2 separate regions of the Homo sapiens genome follow, and region 2 is linked to region 1. A link is an interaction called in ENCODE POLR2A ChIA-PET data of the cell type or tissue named here. Cell type or tissue: MCF 10A. All regions are shown on one strand.

Region 1 (4,000 bases):
TACTAAGGATAGTATATTTATTGATGTTCAAATATTTGCCCCCTTAGGGCAAATCTTTCTGTAGAAAAATGGGTTAGAAATATAAGCAAATAATTGACAGAAAAAGAAATCCAAATATCTCTCTGTCGCTCTCTTTTTTTTTTTTTTTTTTTTTTTTTTTGAGATGGAGTCTCACTCTGTCACCCAGCCTAGAGTGCAATGGTGCGATCTTGGCTCACTGCAACCTCCACCTCCCAGGTTCAAGCAATTCTCCTGCCTCAGCCTCCCGAGTAGCTGGGCTTACAGGCACCCACCACCATGCCCAGCTAATTTTTGTATTTTTAGTAGAGATGGGCTTTCACCATGTTGGTCAGGCTGGTCTCGAATTCCTGACCTCAAGTGATTTGCCTGCCTCGGCCTCCCAAGGTGCTGGGATTACAGGTGTGAGCCACCATGCCCGGCCATCTCTCTTAACAGTATGAAAAGATAATCAACTTCATTAATAATAAGATAAATGTAAAATAAAAACTATACCAACGTACCATTTCTCACCTATCGGATGTCAAAACCCCAAAGGTTGACAACATGCTGTATTGGCAGACCTATGGGGAAACAGGCCCTCTCATTCAATTCTGGGAGGAATATGAAATGGGACAATCCCAGGGAGGAGACTGGCACTATCTAGCAAAACCACATGGGCATTTAGCCTATGACCCAGCAATGCCACTTCTAGGAATCGCCAAGATACCTTGGCAAAAATATGAAAAGACAGATACACAGGCTATTCATCACAGCACTTTTTATAAGAGCAGATGACTGAAAACAACCCAAATGTCCACCAGTAAGGAACAGGTTAAATAAACTATAGGACAGCTACATGATTGAGTATGTACTATGCAGCTATGAAAAGAAATGAGGATGAACCCTGTGATAGCTGTGGAGTGACTTCCAAGGCATGTTAAGTGAATCCAAGGCAGAAAAAAGAATAGTCTGCTGTTATTTATCAAAGAAAGGGAATATATATGTGTGTGTATCTGTGTGTATGATTATATATACATACATATAGGCACACATATATAATCATGTATATAATCACATATATGATATATATATTATGTACACACATAAATATATAATCACATATATGATTTGCTTGTATTAAAAAGGAAGAATAAAATGTATTTTTAAAATAAGTTATTTTTGAGGAAAAAAGGAATAGTGTGGAGAGTTCAGAGATGAAAGCTAGCCTTGTTACTTACATTTTGAGTTTCAAATTTGGTTTTGGAATCATACAAATGTTTTACATAATTGTGAAACCAAATTATAACACTAAAATTTAAAAAGCTAGTCTCTAAAAGCTGATGATAAAATGAAACAAATGAACCTAACTCTGGATTGAGCTGATGGCATAAGCAGAGACAGGAACTGCTCCAAGTGACTTTTAAATAAGATAACTTGACAGCATGTCCCTGGTGAGTATATACCCTAAGGATAAAAAGAACTTAAAAAAAAATTAAACTATTTTTAGTAATCATATTTTGGTGCTAATGCTTATATTATTATTCTGCTATTGTTCTAAGTATGGTGTGGGATAAAGCAAATGAATAATTATATTGGTGTCACTGAAAAATGGGATTTTTGTGGATGCAGATTAAGATCAAGGAATTTAGGTAAAATCTTACAGTCTTGATTTTGAATGAGGAGTATCAGTATGAACTTGATAGATTTTTCTCAAGGTCTGTCCGCTTAAAAGGCCTGGAAAGAATGACCAAACCAGTAGCAATGGGAACACCTATCACCCAGATTGTGGTTCTATTGGACAGAACCAAAGCTTCTTGGCAAGATGGAGGATTCCAGGTCTGGGAGGAAATAAACAAGGTGAGCCTGGAGCAATTGTCATAACTGAAAGCCAAAAAACTATCAAAGACTAGAAGAAACATGTCAAAAAGACTCAGGAGACAACTTGCAAAACCTCCCTCAGGGCAAATATTTCAACATCAATAAAGATAAAAACTAAGAGGGATTGAAACACATCGAATATGTTTTAATCCATGAGTTCCAAATGGTGCTAGGAAAATCATGGGTCACTCTTGCAGAATGCTAGGGTACAACTCATTAGTTTGAAAATTGGTAAATGAAAGAAAGAGGAAAGCTTATCTTGTTTCTATAAGAACCCTACCTTAGGAAACAAAGGAGCTGGTGAGAGGAGTTTCTCTTCAGAAATGTGTAATAGGTCACGAAGAGGAATGATGACAATAATGAAGCCAGCAAGAATACGTCCTCAGCTTCAGAGGTTCCTACCTGGGAGACAGAGTGGAGAAGAGAGGGTCCTTTTGCAGACCTTAATGAATTAATGGATCTAGGCAGTGATCATCAATGGCTGCAAACATCACAAACAGAGAAGCAACCTGACTGATGGAAGAACACAGCTCTACTCATGAGGTGGTCTTACAAAGCAATCAGACTTGAATCTGATCCAGAGCCTAGATCCAACTGCCAACTACGGGAAGTACAGGGTCCAGAGGAACAGGTTAATTCCTCAGGGATGGAATCAGCGAAGTGCAGACTATGGGAAATTCTACACGATAAGTGACCCAGTTTCTTCAACAAAAAAAGTTACGAAGATATAAAAAAGAGAGATAAGGAGGAGCATATATATTTTAAAAAGCCTTTACAGACTACCGACCAATTTAGTCTCATTGTATGGACCTAATTTGAAACCACCTTTGAACAAACAATTTAAAAATGTTTGAGATAATCAAGGAAATGTGAACACTGGAATATGGTCTAGATACTTGGCAATATTAAGATACTAATGAATTGTTAATTCTTAACCATATAAGAATTAGGTGTGGTAGTATTATTGAGGTATTTTTTAGTATCCTTATATTGTAGATATACATATTGGGATATTTATAGATAAATTGCTATATCTATATTTATAGATCTATAATTATATCTATAGATATATAAAAATATATATATTTATAAATTTATATCTATATTTATCTATAAATATCTATAAATATCTATATTTATCTATAATATCTATATATAAATATATATGAATATATAGATATTATCGATAATATCTATATATAAATATATAGATATTATCGATAATATCTATATATAAATATATAGATATTATCTATAAATCTATATAAAATATATATAAATATATAGATATTATCTATAAATCTATATAAAATATATATAAATATATAGATATTATCGATAATATCTATATATAAATATATATAAATATATAGATATTATCGATAATATCTATATAAAAATATATATAGAGAGATATTATCGATAATATCTATATATAAATATATATAAATATATAGATATTATCGATATCTATATATAAATATGTAGATATTATCTATATATAAATATGTAGATATTATCGATAATATCTACATATAAATATATAGATATTTATAGATAAATTGTTGTGCAGAATCCTTTTGCTGTTGTTGTTTTAGAGATAGAGTTTGCCCTTCAGGATGGAGTTCAGTGGTGTGATCATAGCTCACTGCATTCTTGACCTCCTGGGCTCAAGCGATCCTCCTGCTTCAGCCTCCTGGGTGGCTGGGACTACAGGCACATGCCACCATGCCCAGCTAATTTTTTAAAATTTTATTTTATTTATTTATTAGAGACAGGGTCTTACTATGTTGCCCAAACTGGTCTCAAACTCCTGGCCTGAAGTGATCCTTCTACCTCAGCCTACCAAGTAGCTGAGATTAGAGGCTTGAGCCACTGCACCTGGCTTATAGATGAATTGATATAATATCTGTGATTTACTTCAAAATATGAGTAGGGGAGAGAGCTATGTGGAGTATAGGTAAACAGGATTGGCTGTAAATTGATAATTTCTGAAGCTTGATACAGTACCTCCACGTTCACTAAGCTACTCTTCCTATTTTTGTAGACATTTAAATCTTCCATAATAAAAAGTTAAAAGTAGAGGGTAGGTTTTATCCAAGTATAATTCATCATCATCAAA
Region 2 (4,000 bases), 110 kb before region 1:
GGGTCCTTGACTTTTAAGTTCATACTGCAACAAAAGGGGGCACCCCTCACTTCTTAATTTGGTCCCCATTTCTGGGTTCGGTACTTACATTTCACATGTGCTTGAATTTTTCTTTCCAGCCTGCTCCAGGGTCACTAATCAGGCATGCTGGGTTCATCTGCACATGCTCAGGTTACTGTGACTTGTAACCTGGGGGGTCTGTTGCACTTACATCATTAGGAGGTATCAATACCAATATGTGGAACAAGAATAAGAAAACTGTGGCATTTTGTTTCTCAAACTCTCTAGAGGATATTTCTGGAGCCCTGAAAGTGACTTCAGACAATAATGAAATTTGATGGCCTCCTAGCTCGGTGAGTCCAAACATGGAGGAACTACTCATAATGTCACAAAGTTGTCCAGATGCTCATGGCCTGTGGTTGTATGTTCAGTATCCAATGTTGATGAAACCTATAATGTCAAAAAGCTACTCTAAATGAGGAAATGCTTTTAAATGAATTTGTCTGTTACTGTTAGGACGTCATCTATACATATTTGAACACAGTCATGTACACATGGAAGTGATGACATGATTTTTCAGATCATGGTCTCCTGCTTCCTGGGCAAGTGAACCCTAGAGGTTAGTAACCACCCTTCCAGGTATATTTCAATCTTAAAACAAGAGAGGAATGGATGCTTTTAAAGTAGGACAGGTGCTTGTCTCTTTAGCCTCAAAAGCACCTATTGACTTTCTGTATAATCCAACCTTTGACCATGCAACCAGTATGACTTGTTCAGGAATAAAAGTTGAGCCAGAGGAAATGGTGGTCTAATTTAACTATTAAGGATGTCAGGCCAAGAGTCTGGCTCTCAGGGGAGGTAACAGATACTACTTGTACCATTAAAGTCATTGCAGAAGACATGGTTTCTGAGTCAGGCAAGTGAAGACATCAGTTTGGGACCTCATTTTCCACTCGCAGTTCCTATTACTGAAAGCCTTCATTGGTTCTTTTATGATGGTAGTTAGGAGAAAAGTGATCTTTGGCAAAATGAAGTCTGCTGCTCTACGGAGGAGAGTTACATAAATGCATTCTTCCCCACCCTTCCACCTCCAAAAGCACGATTAGCTCTGCTTAATTCACCCTGCTCTTTCAGTCCTGATGCCAGGAGCAGCAAATTCCACAGGCACTTGGTAGGGTTTTATCTGATTGTCTCTCTTAGGGACTGACATAGTGTAACTCATTGCTGATGGAAATGAAAGGTAATGTAATACCGATATTATGCTACTTTTCCATGGGGGTCCATAAGCAAGAATCATGCTTATTATCCATTCATCTTTTTCTGAAATTTGCAAAATTTAACCAGCCAGAACACATTTGTGTACCCTGTCATCATTTTAGAACTGGCACTGGAATTTTCCAACATTCCTGGTATTTTCCATTTCAGTGCCAAATGTATTTCTTTTTCCTTAGAAATGAATTAGCTCTTCAATTTGCAGATATAAAGGCAGGCAATATTATGTCTTCCTATGTCTTGACATATGGAGCCTACCCATGGAAGGCAGGGATGTGGGTGGTTTTCTCTCACTTCTGCTATTATGTGAACTTGAATGAGACTATATTAAGAGTGGCAATTCTGTCCTCCTTCATAAGGACACTATTGTGCATTTTGCTAAGCTTTCAGAGACAGTGCAAGAGACGGATTCAACAATACTTGTGAGTAGAATCTAGTAGGTTTACAGTTCCAACTTGTTTTGGGGCTCAACTGCTGGAAGACAGCCTACAAAAATAGCAATTTACAGGAAAAAAAAGTGGGTCCTGAGGCATTTGGTCGGGGCAGACATTAGTTTCATTTAGGGCTTAAACCAGCCCACAGTTAATTGTAGGTCTCTTGCATTAGCTTGTAGGAGCAGTAAAAGCATGTAATTCGAGCTAATCTGATGGGCAAATGAACTAGGTGCTTGGTGCCAAGTGAGACCGTGAAACAAAAGGACACATGTGTTTTCAGGGGAAAAAAAAAAACAACCCAACACAACATAGTTTCAACTGTTGCACATGTGAAACTCTGGAAAATTCTTTGGGAGGTTTGTCGTTTTAGAAAAGTATCTTGAGAGAGCAGTGGCTGAACCTCTGGAGCCCAGACCCTCTCATTACCTGAGCAGTGAAGCATGTGGCCTGGAATAATTGGTGGGGGAGCTTTCAGAGGAGAAGGTTTATTTCATCTGATTCTAAAGGTCTGCTTTAGAAAGCCCGTCTGTCATGTGGGTCTTAGCATTTATTTTGCCTGATTCATTAGAATCAGCCCAGGTTCCATTCCTGTCAATTCTGATTTAACTGGTCTAGGGTGGGGCTCAGGAATAGTGCTTTGGGAAAGTCTCCCCAGATGATTGCAATTTGATGATGGTCGTTAGGATTAAGAAACCTCAATCTAGTAGCAGATATGGCTTAAGGAAGTGAGCTGATGGTTGATGTTAACAGACTTGATTAAAGTTACCTGAGAGGGAAATGGTGCAAGGACAACTGCAGGGATGTAAGTGGATATTTGGCACTTTGAAATGATGCCACCTTTGTGGGCCACATAGGATTTGCTTTCCTGGGGAATTAGTATACTGGTGGTTTTTCCAACGTCATTCGTGCATAGACTGACTTCCTCAAAGCATACATGTAACGTGACCTTCAACAAGACTGGCTCTCATTTATTCCATGCTGGAGCAAGTCCCTCAAAGGAGACTGACCCTTGACTCTTTTTTAAAGGTTGAATCTCAGAATAGTCTTCATTGAAGGGAAAGCAGGATGAAAAATGCAAAGAATGCAAATATTTTTTATTTCTCATTTTCTATGAAAATACTTAGACCCTGAGCCCTAGGTGGGGTCCTGTTGTCCTTTTCCTGGCGTGGCTTTCCTCCTGGGTGGCAAGGTGTGTGTTCCTGTTAGTAAACTGGTTTTAGGATAGTAAAACAACCAGGCAGTTTAATCATGTAAGTAAGAAATTATCCATTTCAGTAATATGTTAAATCAGTAAGTCAGTGTGCTTTGAATACACCTTGCTAATTTAAACCAGTTACGTAAAAGGTAGTGTTAAAATCAGACCTTTTGTTATTACCATTAAAAGAAAAACTTTATAAGGGCATTAAACAACTACCAAAAATGTGTAGCTTGGACTAAACTTTGGGATTAGAATCCTCAAAAATCAGGGGCAGAAAATTAAATAGTAACTCAATCATAAGCTGTTATACATTCTGAAATGTGAGAAGTCTTTAACGTATTACTGATTAATAGGGTACATCACAAAGGACTCTGAAAAGAGGGAGGTCTTGTCTATTGCAGACAAAATATTAATCCCATGTTAGAGAAACAATGAGTATATTGTCTTTATACTGTCGACATTATATGGAAGGTGGAAATTGGCGAACAGGACTAAGTCATAATTACTGTGACTTCATATTGAATTAGCAAGTCATTTGTAAATGTAAAAACTGATTCCACTGGAGACCATAACCAATGGCTTCAGTAGGGTTCTCAGGTGTGTGGTTAGGGATCTCAGATTCAGGTGAGCCAGGTATAGGAAATACAATGGTAAACGTGATTTCTTAACAAACGTTGAAAATATTAGCAAAGACACGCAGAGGCAGGCACGCAGAGGCAGGAGCTCTGTGAGTTATAACTTTAATAATTTTTTGCCAGTGTTTTAATTTACATGAGTTTCTCAGAGGGATATGGGCAACTGGCCTGAGAGCGCCCCCATTCCAGGACGCAAGAGCAGCTCTCTCCTCCCTTCCTCATTCAACAGATGTCCTCAGAACACCTCTGCACCAGGTGACAGCACAGGCAACAATTATGGAAGCAGAGCTCTATACTGGTCAGGGTTCTTCAGAGAAACTGCACTGATAGGCTGTGTTGCGTGTGTGTGTAGTATCATATATCTACGTACTATAGGTATATACGTACTCCATATATGTACTATATGTATATAGTTTCAAGTATGTGTGTGTGTGTGTATATATATATATGTATATATAGTC

The links. Peaks named below come from ENCODE experiments on the same cell type or tissue, not always from the same donor. Only the 100,000 strongest peaks of a DNase experiment are listed, where the experiment ranks them.
Region 2: POLR2A ChIA-PET joins it to region 1 with 6 read pairs; 2 of 35 experiments call an interaction of 5 or more read pairs at or near these places.

What each region holds. Positions count from the first base shown.
Region 1 is chr10:121,177,131-121,181,130 of GRCh38, reverse strand. It overlaps LINC01153 (long intergenic non-protein coding RNA 1153), which reads right to left and starts at 2,594. Exons shown (of 2, transcript XR_246197.3): 1 at 2,159-2,594. All of the region lies in intron 1 of LOC124902515 (a long non-coding RNA gene), which reads left to right. In MCF 10A, no CTCF peak of the experiment used is centred here; a DNase peak (open chromatin) is centred at 1,890.
Region 2 is chr10:121,283,099-121,287,098 of GRCh38, reverse strand. All of the region lies in intron 1 of LOC105378523 (a long non-coding RNA gene), which reads left to right. Among named protein-coding and RNA genes, the nearest start is that of LINC01153, 110 kb to the right of the region's middle. In MCF 10A, no CTCF peak of the experiment used is centred here; no DNase peak of the experiment used is centred here.